Regions from separate parts of the Homo sapiens genome. Here all the other regions are linked to region 2. The links are chromatin contacts, found by Hi-C or POLR2A ChIA-PET in ENCODE. All regions are on one chromosome and are shown on one strand. Each heading gives the region's core, a stretch centred on a gene start or an enhancer-like site at or near the end of the contact. The rest is flanking DNA. Distances are from core to core; before and after follow the strand shown.

Region 1 (4,723 bases), core at 2,220-4,719, 66 kb before region 2:
TTGGTGTCGTTTAATCTACTGTGGTGTTTAATGCCCTGAGACTTCTGGGGATTTCACACAACCCATCAAACATTAACCTACACTACCTATTTACTCCATGAAAGAAAAATCTCCCTTTTCCTCAGGCACCCCAGCTTTTCAAGAAGCTGGCCGAGGTGGAATTCATCCCACTGGTTATGTCTCAAACTGGATAGAGGTTTCATGTGTCCCAATTCTTCTGAGCTTCATGGCTTTTTCACTTTTCCCAAGGAACCCTTAAAGTCACTGAGTTTATTCACTCATGGGCCTTCGCCCTCCGCTCCCCTCCCCTCCCCTCCCCTCCCCTCCCCTCCCCCTCCTCTCCTCTCCTCTCTTCTCCTCTCCTCTCCTCTCCTCTCCTCTCCTCTCCTCTCCTTTCTTTCTAGAAGGAGTCTCTCTCTGTTGCCCAGGCTGGAGTGCAGTGGCACAATCTCGGCTCACTGCAATGTCTGCCTCCTGGATTCAAGCGATTCTCCTGCCTCAGCCTCCCAGGTTTTTCTTTACTAGTATAATTTCTCATTTTCCCTCACTTCAGACTCTACTACTGTTTGAAGGCTGAGATGAGCCAAGCGCAGAGATAAGAGGGCGTTCTGCCTTAAATTAGGGTACATTCTCTTGTTCACCGTCATCATAAACAGAAGTTACACATTCAGGTTTATTCTCCTGTTACCCACTGGAAAGCCCCCTGGACTTTTCATAGCAAGTGCTGGTTCCATGTGCCCCCAACACCAGCCTTACACATAATTTTGTTAATGCAATTGGTCTTGAACAACACAGGTTTGAATTCCGCAAACCCACTGAAATGCTAATTGTTTTCAATAAAAGTTACACCCAATGTACCTGTCTCTCTTTTGTCCTCTTCCACAGGATCCCACTCCCTCCCGGGACCCCACTCTGTTTACGCAAATGATTTTTTAACCCATTGTTTAGAATTTGCCTACAAAACCAACTTAAGGTGCACCTATGGATAAAGGCCTGAGAGGTTCCTCAGCTCTGATGTGTTCCTAAGCTGGTTACCCTTGAACTTGGTCTGCCTCCCTAAGCCCCCATTCCTCCTGCAGTACAAAAATGTCAGTGCAGCACCTCATGAAAACCAATATTGTATGGTATCACCCTCCTGTGGAAATAAATGACCCTAGCAGAATGGGAGAATAAACTCACCAAGAACATAAATAACCATTATGGGCATCTATGCATGACTGCAAGGTATTGGATCCAGAATCTGACAAAACATTAGAAAGATTTGTAAGTGGTTGTGGCTGTAAAGGTGGGAATCAGCAAACCACATATCCCCAGCATTTTCAAATTTATTTTATTTTTGTCAAAATAGTACACTTAAACTTGATCTTTGCTTTCTTGAATGAAAAAGAAACAAGATTCCAGTGGGTAGCTATACTATCCAGGTGCAGATAGGATGCTAGAGGGGCTGTGGTGGATCAAGGTCCTGTAGGATCATTGCCTTCAAAGTTATTCCCTTCAGATGGAGATATGGGAGAAAAGGGGAAGGAAGGGCAAATACTTTAGCAGGCCAGGCTCTCAGTGACTATGCAGAACTTCAGGGAACAGGAAAAGCAAATTGGAAAACCAGCAGCCTTAGAGGTGGGAGTCGGGGGAGGGCAAAGGCCAGCTGTATTAGTCTGTTTTCATGCTGTTAATAAAGGCATATCTGAGACTGGGTAATTTATAAAGGAAAGAGGCACAGTTCCATGTGGCTGGGGAGGCCTCATAATCATGGTGGAAGGTGAAGGCACGTCTCACATGGTGGCAAACAAGAGAAGATAATAAGAGTCAAGTGAAAGGAGTTTCCCCTTATAAAACCATCAAATCTCATGAGACTTATTCCCTACCACAATAACAGTATGGGGGAAATGACCCCCATGATTCAATTATCTCCCACTCTGTCCTTCCCACAACACTTGGGAATTAGGTGAACTACAATCCAAGATGAGATTTGGATTGGGACACAGCCAAACCATATCACCAGCTTTCTCTTAGTCAAAGGCCGAGTATTTCTTACATAGGTTACTCACATTATTTCCTCTTATTTTGTTCCATTCCTGTGTTCCTTTTTTTCCCTGACCATAAACATCACCAAGGTTGGCCAATCTCCTATGCACCTGCCTCATTTCTTCTTCCTACAGCTATGGCAGAGCCTCCTAGTTGACCATGGCTTTCTTTCCCCCTGAGCCCACACACGGTCTCAGCACATTTTTTTCACATGCACTCCAGTGACCTTGACCCTCAGCAGAAACTAGATTTCAGGACGGAACTCATCATCCACTCTGAGTAGGCCCTAGAGAGACAGTGTCTCATAGCCACAGTTTCTCTCTAGCTCACCACGCATAGTAGATGCTCAAAAACTATTTGGTGAGTGAATGAAGAGACATGACTAGTAATAGAACCGTAGTAAATTCATCTGGAAACTTACAAATAATCTTGGAAGAGGGAAGACAAGATTCTAAGATAGTTTGAATTATTTACGTGCCCTATCTGTTCCATTCTTTGTTGTGCTCAATAACAAAAACAATAGATAGCTAGCTATAGTTGGAAAACCCATGTATAGGTTAATATTGTAAGAAACAACAATATAAGGTTTTTAGAAATGGTATGCAAGATTAATGTCAGCTAAAATAATACTTCTAATAATGTTTTACTGTTCATTATAGAAAATCTGGAAAATAGACAAAAGTAAGTAAAAGAAATCAGAAATCACAAATAATCCCACCCAAATAAATACCATAACAACTGTTAATATTTAACCTTTATGGTCTTTTTTGGATATACAGAATTATAACTTTAAAATGATTTTTCTTCCTTCCTCTTTCCTTCTTTCATTTCCTTTCTCTCTTTCTTTATTTAGACAAAATTAAGATCGTGCTATGCATAGTCCTGCAACCCACCTTTTTTCACTTAAAAATTCATGTTGAACATCTTTCCAGATAAATGTCTACAATTTAGTGCTCAGAAATGAATTCCTAGTTTTCCATCAGAATGCAATTTTCTCTTTGGGGTCAAATGCTGGATAGTAACAAACCAACATCTTCCAGAAAATGCCTTCGTATAAGGCATGTTAAAAAGAACTATCAAATTTTCTGCTTCCCCACCTTTTCCCAGCCCCCAAATCACTAACAAGTGAAAAATTTCTGCTACCATTGAGATGACATTTAAGTATCAATAATTCTATTGGAAGGAAGTTCGTGGTTGTGTGAAAAAGAGAGCCTCTCAGCTGTTCTGTGAAGGAAATGAACATTTGATTTTCTGTGGGCCTTTTCTAAACTGGAACAATCCTGCAAGCAGGAAAGCAGAGAACAGTGCTCTCTCCTCATGGGGAGCAGCAGTAACTTGGGACCCACCACCTGCTGTGGATGGCAGTTGGCTCTGGGTTTTTTTAAGCACCCCAGGAGGGCTGAAATGGTGCTACCCAGAAACCACATCAAAACGGACCCAGGGCCTGCAGCAGCACAGTCAGCATGGCCTTACCCAGCATCAACCTCCACCGCAGGTGGCAAGAGCAGTCAGATCTAAAAATCATATCCGCTGCTTCAGTAAGTCAGGAAAGAAGAAATCTGCAACCGGAGGATTGCTATGAAGAAGATGCTTCAAAGAAACCAGTAATGAATAGGATGATTCCATTCTACACCATTAAGTACAGCCCTGAAGCCTGTGGACAGAGAATACCTGTAGAAGGGACCATGCCTGTGCTCCCTTTAGCTTGGCAATTTCTTCTTTGAAGCCTCACCGGAGTACAGACAGAGGGCCAGGAGTGCCTCTAGCTCTTTGCTTGAGCTGCGTGTTTGACCATACAAAGAAACTGCATCTCCACATCTAAGATTACCTCTCTGATGTGCTTGTCTACAGGGAGGGCCATACCTAACTAACCCAGCCCCCAAAAACAGCTGCCCACCCTACTCAGATGATTTCCAAGGAAGGAGGTTGTTCAAAGACCCCTGGAAATCTTTCCAATGGCTCATAACCTGAGTAGGTCATAGCCCTAACCTCTTTGGCTGCTGAGAAATAGTCTCTGGCCTTGTCTTCAGTAAAAGAGAGCATCACCCTTGCAAAACTCTCCCTTTGTACCCTCAACTCAAGCTTCCTTGTCTTGGTGAGGGATTGCTTAATTAGTGGTAACAGAAACCTACTCAAGCTAGGTGAAGAAAATAATAAAAAGTATTAAGATACCGAGTTATCTCACAGAATCCAAGGGCTGAAATGCAGCTGAGTCTTGAATTGCAAATTCCAATGGGGCCTGGAATTTACAATATGTAAATTGGAAATGTGCTTGATGCGAGCAACCAAAACAAATAAATAAACAATAAAAAAGAAACAAAACAACGACTAAACCCCAACAACTAGTTATATTGGCTTAAACAATCAGAAGTCTTATTTTTCTCATGAAATAATTTCAAAAGTTGCACTTATCCATGTCATTAGGAATTCAGGGGTGGAGCTTTTGTCCACCCTTGAATGGTTGCAAGGTGGCTGCTGATCATCAAAGGAGGAGGTCTGCATCCTAATCTGGAAAAAGACACAGGGACATAAAATGAAAAGGAATGTTAGACACATCTAACCTTTTGGAAAGCTCTCTGAGAGTTTCCACCCAGTGATATCTCATTGGCTAGAATTTAGCCACTTGGTGATCCATGACTGAAAGAAAGATGAGAAAGCTTTTTTTTTCTTTTATTATACTTAAGTTCTGTGATACATG
Region 2 (4,701 bases), core at 1,102-3,601:
GTGATTCCACAGGAGGCGCTTTCACTCTGGGCCATACTAGCCAGGAGGACAGCTAGGGGCTTAGCAGATATCTTTACTTGGTACGAGGGACTTCTTCAGAATAACTGCAAGGAGAAGCACACCTCATCTCCCAGAATAGTGCACAGGAGGGAGAAAGGAGAGGAATCTGTCAGGCTCCCTCCTGTCTCTCCTCTCTCATTTGTCAAGTTTCCTCCCAAAGGGAGCTACTCCCCCATACTTCCAGATTATGTAATTCAGTCCCTCGTCTCAGGCAGCCAGATCCCACACCTTACATGGTGGTGTTTTATTCAGCTCCGAAAGTGGCGGGGCAGGAAGCCCAATCTCTCTCTCCGACTGCAAAACCTCATCGAAGTAGTCCTTGTACCTACCATGATCATCCTGAATAAAGTCTGCCTTACCATCTGTCTGAGTCCATTTTCTGCTGCTATAACAGAATACCACAGATGGGGTAACTTATAAAGAATAGAAGTTTATTTGGCTCACGGCTCTGGAGGCTGAGGAGACCAAGAGCACAGCGTCGGCATCTGATGAGGGTGGAAGGCATCACATGGTGAGCAAGCGCGCGAGACAGAGAGAAAATAGGGGCTGAAGTTACCATGTAACCAGGAGCCCACGCCCACAATGACTAATCCACCCCCACGATAAAGGCATCCCTCTAAGCCATTCAGGAGGGCAGAGCCCTCATGGTGGCCTAATCACCTCTTGAAAGTCCTATCTCTTAATTCTGTTATAATGGCAATTAAATTTCAACATGATTTTTAGAGGGGACATGCAAACCATAGCACTATCTTTTTCTGAAAAAAAAAAAAGTGGAGAGGGAAAGCAGAACAGGTGGGGACACTAACAAAAAGAGAAAGAGACGGAGGAGGAAGAGGAGTAGGAGGCTGCAGCCAAGGAAATCTGAAAAGGAACATAAGATCTATGTCTCAGTATAATCAATGACATCATCTTCTTTCCATATACTAGGTTTTAGTAGGAGAGGAAGGAAAAACACAAAGGAGCAGCTGGGTGGGGTATGGCCAACAAGGAGGTGTAGGGAGCACAGTGAGTGTGCCCAGAAGGAAAGGACCAAGGGCACAGGGTTGGCTGTGCATGGGCATTTTGCATCTCAGGAACCCGGGGCCACTGAAGAAGGCTGAGGGCGGGAGCACAGGGCGTCAGGATCCCCACTGCTGGGAGTTAAGCTCTCAGAGAAGCACACAGGCACTTTCACACAGAGGAGAGTGCATGTGAAGCCGGTTGCCATGACTGGTGATGAGGAATGCTGGTCTGTGCCCTAACCTACCTGCCGAGGCCAGCAGAGATGTCAAGATGGTGCCTGATGATGTCCTGTCTCTCTAGTTGGTCCTAGAGTGAGGAAAGTGGTAGGTATAAAACTGAACAGCCCCATTTCCTAAAACAAGTGCAGGGCCAGGCCCTCTCCTTGGCAGAGAAGAACTCAGGGCCTCCTTGAATGATGTTGCATGTTCCGCTCTGCCTTGCCTGGCTGCAGGAACACCACCACTTCCCTCCCGGGCCTCATGCCTGAGAGGGCCTTGTTAGCAGAGCACCCGCATAGGGGGCAGCACTTTCAAGGTCCCCCTGTTAGCTACCTGTTGGCCTCTTGGGAGTAAGTTCATTGGCTTTTCCCTAGCAGAGCCCCGTGAATGCTACAGAGGACATCCAAGGCCTCCTGGACTTTGCACTGGACCCCAAGAGTTAGTTACAAGGAAGCCAGAGGGCTTGGGCAAGATCTTGCTATCCAGTTAAACTGGGCTGTGGTGTTTTAGACCTCCCAAGGCTAGACCTTGGTTGTAACAAATAAACACTATTCATGTGACATTCTACAGTGTGCAAAATGCTTTCAGCTTCACTGGTGCTTGTTTTTTAGTAATGGCCCTGTGAAGTTGCTGATGAGCAATCTAGACTAAAGAGGTTGTTAAGAGGAGTTCCTAAGGTCATATAGCTGATAAAGACTTGAGCTCACATCTTTTATTCCTGAATTCTCTTCCAGTGCTGTGTTAGAAACCTAAAGAGGAGCCTGAGGGAGGAGACTGCATTAATGCAATTATTCTAATTTAGAGACATAGGTCTGAATTCTTGCATCTAAGGTAGCAACCAAGAGCGTTTTAGGCCCTGGTCTTCAGGTGGCACCCACCCTGCACTATCTTGGGCAACAGCCATGAAATCCTCCAAATCATGCATTTGCATTTCTCAGTTATCACCCCTCCCACCTGGACTATTTTGAGAAGGAAAGCAGCAAGCACTTCCCAGTCTGCTTCTCTCTGTTTCTCTTTCTCTTTCTTTCTCTCTCCAACCCCCAGCCCCGCCCCTGCCACCACAAATGCCACTTACAGAGGCTCCGTTTAATAGTATCCATCAGCCTCCCAGCTGGGGGCAGAGATAAGGGTGCAGTAGTTACTCCCCTATGCTCTTCTTCAGGGTTTGAGGGTGTCACTATCACTTCAATTTGGGAGCCCTTCACACAAAGACATGTGTGCTCAATTACCAGTTCCTAGTGTGGAGAGAGGAGGGGAAATCAACTCTGGCACCCAGCCCAACCATGCGTCTCTTTTACCTGTAAGGATCTCTTCTCCCTCCACCTGGATGCCTCCTCTCTGTCCTTTCCAGGCACTCCAGCCTGCCTTCTTCCCCGCTTTGCCTGATGAGCTGAAGGTGAGGAAACTGGCCAGTGGGCAACTCTTCCTGGGACACAGGAAAACTCTGTTTGAGGATCTGGGTCATTTCTAGACTTATGGCTGTGGCAGGACCCTGGAGCAGTGAACTGGGTCTGCAGCTGCTTCCCCATAGATCCTTTAGACCAACCGGAGGTGTTGCCACCTTCCTAAAAACACTTGTTTTGTCCTTTCTTGCTCCTTCTTAATTCAGTAGCCATTCCTGGATTTTCTATCTCCATCTCTCAGATTTTACTTGCCTTGAGGGAGACGATATAATTGCTGATGGGTTCTTCTTTCCCTCTGCACAGAAAAAAGCAGGTGACTGAGACCGTGGTATCACAGTACAGAAAGAGTTTTATTGACAGGAGGCCAGCCACACAGGAGATGGGGTTTTTGCTCAAATCAGTTTCCCCAGAGGCTTGGAGATTAGGGTTTTTCAAAGACAGTGTGGTGTGCAGGGGACTAGGGAGTGGGTGCTGTGGATTGGTTGGGGATGCAATCATAGGAATATGGAACGTGGTCCCCATGAGCTGAATCCACCCTTGGGTTGGGAGCAACAGGATGGGTTGAATCATGATAAGTCATGAGTCCGGGTGGGTCAGCCAGGAAAACATCTCAAAAGACCAATCTTAGGTTCTACAATAGTGATGTCATCTGTAGGAGCAATTGGAGAAGTCACAAATCTTGTGTCCCCTAGCTGCGTGACTCCTGAGCAGTAAGAGGTTATAGAAATATACCTACCTTTTAGCAGAATTTGAGCTCCTCCCATAATCCTAATCTTGTGGCCTTTCATTAGTCTTACAAAGGTGTTTCCAGCCTCTGAACAGGAAGAAGTCAGTTTTACGTGGGACTATTATCATCCTTGCTTCAAAGTTAAACAGCAAACTAAATTCCCCCTATGGTTAGCTTGGTCTATGCCTAGGAATGAGCAAAGACAGCCAGCCTGTGAGGCTAGAAGCAAGATGGAGTCAGTCATGCTAGACTTCTCTCTCTGTCATAATCTTTGCAAAGGCAATTTCAAAGACATTGGATTATTCATAATTTTATGGCCCAAAGTTTTTAATGGGCTAAGTGGTCCCAAGATGTCATATAAGAAGGTGATAGGAAAAACTGTATTGAAATACTAATTTTTGCACTTTGCTGGTGTGTGTCCTTGGGCCCATTACTTAACCCAGAAGTCCCCAACCTTTTTGCCACCAGGGACCAGTTTCATGGAAGACAATTTTTCCATAGATAGTAGGCAGGAATTGGGAGATAGTTTGGGGATGAAACTGTTCCACTTCAGATTATCAGGCATTAGATTCTCATAAGGAATGTGCAACCTAGATCCCCGCCATGCACAGTTCACAATAGGGCTTGTGCTCTTATGAGAATCTAATGCCAGCCCTGATCTGACAGAAGGTGGGGCTCAGGTGGTAATGCTGGCTTGCCACTGCTCACCTGCTTCTGTGTGGCGTGGTTCCTAACAGGGCACAGACTGCTACCAGTCTCTGGCCCTGGGGTTGGGGACCCCTGACTTAACCCCATTTCTGCCTCAGTTTCTCCACCTATAAAATCTGAACAATCCCTGTGGAAGGGTCATTGCAAGGACTCAATGAGATAATGCATATGAAAGCCAGCCACTGGCCCAATGGAGGACTCAATAAAGATTTGGCCCTTCCCTGACAGGGTCTTCCTGACTAGATACTCGGTGCCTCAATATTGAATTGAAAACTAAAGAAAAACATCACCCGTCACTTCAGAAATCACATTGTCTCTGTGGTTCTTTGCTTCTCCTCATACAAGTCTGCTTTCAGACACGCTGAAGCCCTCACACTTCTTCTTTTCACTGTTACCCCATTTCACTTAAATGTCAAGTAAAAGCTTCACCCCCATTTCTACCCCAAGTCACCAAGGCAGTTCTGTTTTCCCCATCTTCCATTACCTCCCCACCCCTAGACACACCTGTACCTACAACTAGGGGAGAAAGGCCAGGGAATTATCAGTTCATTTATTCATGTTTTGTGTCCACTTTGCCCCAGAT
Region 3 (4,885 bases), core at 156-2,655, 130 kb after region 2:
GAGAGCTCATCAGTGTGGCCAGTACTGCAAACTAGAATTGTGGGCCATGCATGAAAAATCAATAGCAACAAAAGTAAGAAGGTTAGTAACAATGGACACTCATGGACAGCCGTTATCCTGCCAGGTATCGATTTAGACATATTACAATGGATTATCTCCTTTAGTCACCCCTACAGTACTCTGAGGCATATATTATTATCCTTATCTTACAGATATGGAGATTGAGCCTTAGAGAGGTAAAGTGATTTGCCCAAAGTCACACAGTTAATAAGGTGTCACACCACAACTAGAAGTCATGTGTGTCTGCCTTGGAAGGCTGAGCTCACAACATCAAACCTCAGCCTCTTGGTTCAGGGGATTTCCTTCCTGCGTGCAGTTTTCTTTCCTCTCCACTAGCCTGTTGAACTCAGAGCCTGTGTTCACTCTTGGTTTCCCAATGCATATGGAAAAATACCCTCTTTCTTCACTAAATTAACCAAAACCCCCCATGGTGCTACTCACACACCTACTCATCCTTTGCAGGTCTGACTTCTCTCCTGGAGGCTCCCTCACTCTCTTCTGCCAGAAATGAGACCCGGGGAAAAACAGCGGTATCATCTATATCCCTGCTGTACGTGAGGTCACTGAATTCCCCTGATCAGTCCCTCTCTCACAGCTTAGCATCTAGACTTCACGGTCATGGCCTCTTCCCCTCACCTTGTCTGGCAGCAGGGCCGGTTCACACCTTGCATGTGTTCCTTCATGTTTTAGCTCCCAGAGGTAGATGGCAAAATAACCACAACCCTTCTTCTTCCTGCAACCATGCCCTTGAAACATGACCCTGAAGCCCCTTTCATCAAGAGGTAGAGTCTGTTTCCCTTCACTTTGGGTCCAGGCTCGCCTTGTGACCTGCTTTGACCATTAAAATATGATGGAGTCATATTTTGCCCATTCCAAGCCTAGGCTTTAAGATTTCTTACACACATTCACTCTCTTTCGAGACCCCTATGTCTGCCTGGGCTAGCCTGCTGTGGGAAAAGAAGCTATTCGGAGCAGAGAGGCATAGCTCATTGTCCCAGCCAAAGCCTGAGACATGAGAGAGCCCAGCCAAGATGAACACAACCACCCATCCACCCAACACACCAACACCACTGACTGTGGGTGCCTGACAGAGCAAGCTGTGCCCAGACTAAATTGATGACTTACAGAATCTTGAGCTAAACAAATGGTTGTTCATCTTTTTTAAACTACTAAGTTTAGAGATTTCATAGCGGTATCTAATACACTACCCTTTTCTCACTAAGATATCAACAATATCTACATTTGAGTAGCAATCAGCTAACTGCATTTTATTCTAGAACTTCCTGTACTGCACATATTGGAGGACTCAGTCACCGACTTGCCTGTGGTTGCTATGAGTCGCCTACAGAACTGAAAATGGGAAGCAGAACTAGGCTGGTTGTACTCCTAACCACAAGGACACTCTCCTCCTCAAATGAAAAGGCTCTAATTAAAAGGCAGGAAAGATCAGGTATCTCTGGAGTTCACTTTTAAAATTGTCAAAAAAAACCTCAAAGTCGCTTTGCTTCTGACTATCCATACATTGGAAGACTAATTAACTATGACAAGCTGACCAGTGGAGACCATTTTCATAAGGATGACACGATGATGGATGGGTGCATGCTGTTACAATGTCATTGCTAAAAAAGACGTGATGAGTCCAAGTTCCAATTACTAAGATTCATATACAATACAGAGGTCTTTTTCAAGCCACAGAACCCCATTGCAACAGGCTGACGTGTCGTCTTTTCTGTATTTAAGAGACACATTCATGGGCCGGTGACATACTGAGCTATGCATGCTAGGCCTTCTCTGCATCTGGCAGCTGGAACGAGACACAACTAAGTCTTGTTGCTTCAGGGCTTTGGGTACCAAATGAGGCATTAGCACAATAGAAACACCCAACCCAGAGCAATGTTTTCCCATCTTCAGACTTGGAGGCCAAGAGGCAATAGCAAGGACATTATGTAGATATTTATACAACCATTTAAAACATAACCACTCAAAAATGTCAAAACCATTCTTAGCTTACTGGCTGTAAAAAGTAGGCAGCTGGCTGGATTGGGCCCACGGGCTATAGTTTGCCAACCCTTGCCTTAAATAAACAAACTTGTTAGATTTCTCACTAGTGTTATATTTCTGCAGCTAAAGTTCTCTTAGTTACAGAAAATTTCTCTTAGGTACAGAAAATCTGGTCACAAGAAGTTTGAAAAATAAATTAACATAAAATTATATACAGTCACATATTACTAAGATATGTAACGTATTATATTAGTATATGTTATTATAATATACAATTTTATATTATAATAACATATGATATATATTAATATATTACTTGTATTAAATTAATATATGGATATAATAATATATTAATATATAAATATGCTAATATATTTTATATCAATATAAAATATACTATAGTAATCAATTATATACAGTAATATATTAATTATTATTTGTTTCAGCTAAAGTCACAAACTGTTTTCTTTCCTTCACACAAAAGCTAAAGCTCCCTTATATGGTTCCGGATGTTTCCACTAACTCACGGCTTACCTAAATCTCTCAGTTTTGTAAAACAAAAAATACTCCCTTGTTTTACAAAACGGGGAGATTTGTCTAAAAAAAGCAGCAAACAAACACTGATTTCATTATTGGAGGTGGATGGAAGGAAGAATTTTGCAGTCTCCTATTTTTGTCATCTGTTGATCTAAATGTCTTTTCTGTAAGAAAGTTGAATACTCTGTGACACTAACATTTCGAATTTAAAATTTTTACTTGGGAATACATTCACATGATTCAAGAATCAAATCCATATAAAGAAATATCTTCTAAGAAATCCTGCTTTTCCTCCATTGCCATCCACCCTGTAGATAATCCGGTATGTGTTTCCAGGGCAGTTCCTGTTTGCCCCCTTTTATTTTCCAAAGGTAGCCTATTGTGCATGCTGTGTTGTACTTCCCTCTTTTTTCGTTTAACTTAGGATCTGTCCTGGAAATCTTTCCATATCAGTACATAGAGATGTGGGGATGGATCTAAGAGAATTGAAATTAAGCAGATTTATGTTATAAGCAGTTTATTGAGATATTTTAACTCTATAGGGGTACAGAATTGAAATAATGTTGTTTTCTAAACTGTCTCTAATTCTGCTGAATCCAATCCCTTTTTTGCACTGGGTAGTGGCTCCCTCAACATTTCAACCTGACTCCAAAACTTGACAATTACTTCTGTTTATTAAAACAGTCATTTTCAGTTTTTAAGAGTGGTTTAAACACTTATTCCACACACTGTCCCACGGGCCGGATTTAAGTCTCTTGAGGCTTGGCATGGAGCAGTCGTTGGGTGGCAGGGGTGGGGTGTCTGTACTCACACTCTCCCCCTTTCCCTTCAGTGTTGGGGTAAGAACGGGGACAGGGAGGGAGGACTTTCTCCTTCTGTTGTTGCTATGGAGAAGCTGAGGCCCTCCTTTGGGGCCAGTCACTAGCTGCTCATCTGGCTCACTGCCTGTGGGCTTCACAGAGACAGGTGGTGGTGGCTCTATCTCTTATAGGCAGTGGTGGTATGTATGATTAAGGATAAAATGATGTTATAAGTAGCAGAAAATCCAAACAATCATGGCTTAAGTAAGAAAGAGGTAATGAGAAGTCTGGGGCTATTACGATGGCTTCACAATGTTGTCATTGACTTAAGCTCGTTCTGGCTTGTTGCTCTGTCATCCTAGGGTAGCGCTCTCATCCTCATTCTCACAAAATAGCTGCCAGAGCTCCAGCTATCTCATCCAAGTTACAAGAAATAAGGAAATAAGGAAGAGCGAAAAGAGCTAAAGGAGGAAAGAATATTGTCCATCACAGGAAAACAAACCTTCTGAGATATCCCCAGCAGGCCTCCCCTCATTGACCTATTTTACTTGAACAACCTGAGCTGCAACTAGGCAATGCGATTTTTAGCCAGGCATTTTAGCCAGCAACGTTTTCTCCAATAGAATTGGACTTCTCTTCATAAAGTAGAAGGTGAGAGTGGCTGTTCAGTACCTAACACACCACCTTTGCCATATGGTTCCTTGCAAGATTCAGCCACATTTTCCAGTGAACCACCAGCACGTGACCTCACAGTACGCTGCTGGCCGTGCCTCTTGCAAAATTGTAACCATCAAGTTCATCCACCCTCTACCACCCCCACCTCCAGAATCTACTGGTGTGTGTGGTGTGTGCAGGATCTACCTTCAGTCCTCCTCGGACACCAGAAACCGCAGAGCATGCCCTTGTCCCTTGTCTGCCTGGCCATCCTGCTATTCCAGCCCTCTCTCGCCTGCCTCTTCCTCCAAGTGCCCCCTACAGTGCCAGGCACCCTACCCTTCTGGAGGTCGGCAGTTTGCAAACAACTTAATGAAGGGGGATAATTGGGGCAGCCCAATCTTTATGAGGGGCCCATTCAGGAATCACTCTCCTCTCAGCAGCACTGCACTTCCCCATCAAGACACCTGCCTTCAACCCAAGTTCTCATAGATTACCAGAGGGCTGGATAGTAGTACTGTGACTATAACCAGTCACATTCGAGGGTGGTTTCCTGAACTTAGTTTGTCATCAATTTAGAGCCTTTTATTCTGAGTCTTAGGCTTTAGATGAAACTCTGGAGTGACCAGAAAATTCCCCTTGTCTCCCAAACATGCCCTATTATACTTTGTGTGGACTTTTTCACACCCATCTGCTCCCCACAAAAGATGCTCCCTCACCTCCCTGATGGTGCAGTTCTAGGGTTAATGGACTATTCTGACCTTCAAGCCCCATTATTTTTTTCACAAGTATTTATAACTACAGATGCATCAGCCATAAATGTACATCCCAAC

Evidence for each region. Hi-C counts contacts between places; a loop is a spot of excess contacts on that map. ChIA-PET counts read pairs that join two places held with the same protein, here RNA polymerase II (POLR2A). Pooled maps may share reads with other maps.
Region 1: a loop to region 2 is called in a map of MCF 10A, with 2.1 times the contacts of the local background. The contact joins two enhancer-like sites. A Hi-C loop is called at or near these places in 1 of 168 maps with a recorded cell type or tissue (MCF 10A), 1 of 37 single-sample maps with no recorded cell type and 3 of 50 pooled maps. POLR2A ChIA-PET finds 5 or more read pairs at or near these places in 3 of 52 experiments (A673, MCF 10A and OCI-LY7).
Region 3: a loop to region 2 is called in a pooled map, with 5 times the contacts of the local background. The contact joins two enhancer-like sites. A Hi-C loop is called at or near these places in 1 of 168 maps with a recorded cell type or tissue (naive thymus-derived CD4-positive, alpha-beta T cell), 4 of 37 single-sample maps with no recorded cell type and 9 of 50 pooled maps. POLR2A ChIA-PET finds 5 or more read pairs at or near these places in 3 of 52 experiments (AG04450, activated T-cell and activated naive CD4-positive, alpha-beta T cell).

Annotation. Positions count from the first base shown.
Region 1 is chr4:152,078,802-152,083,524 of GRCh38, reverse strand. No RefSeq gene overlaps it. Among named protein-coding and RNA genes, the nearest start is that of LINC02273, 20 kb to the left of the region's middle. Within about 2 kb of position 3,469, at least 3 of the 41 ENCODE cell types and tissues checked have a DNase peak (open chromatin) inside an H3K27ac peak, as active enhancers do.
Region 2 is chr4:152,012,066-152,016,766 of GRCh38, reverse strand. No RefSeq gene overlaps it. Among named protein-coding and RNA genes, the nearest start is that of LINC03074, 58 kb to the right of the region's middle. RefSeq lists an enhancer at 2,215-2,374. Within about 2 kb of position 2,351, at least 2 of the 41 ENCODE cell types and tissues checked have a DNase peak (open chromatin) inside an H3K27ac peak, as active enhancers do.
Region 3 is chr4:151,884,216-151,889,100 of GRCh38, reverse strand. The region is part of intron 2 of LOC127898557 (a long non-coding RNA gene); the gene reads right to left. LOC102724700 (a long non-coding RNA gene) reads left to right here. Exons shown (of 5, transcript NR_188364.1): 4 at 523-610; 5 at 1,338-2,155. Among named protein-coding and RNA genes, the nearest start is that of LINC03074, 69 kb to the left of the region's middle. Within about 2 kb of position 1,405, at least 2 of the 41 ENCODE cell types and tissues checked have a DNase peak (open chromatin) inside an H3K27ac peak, as active enhancers do.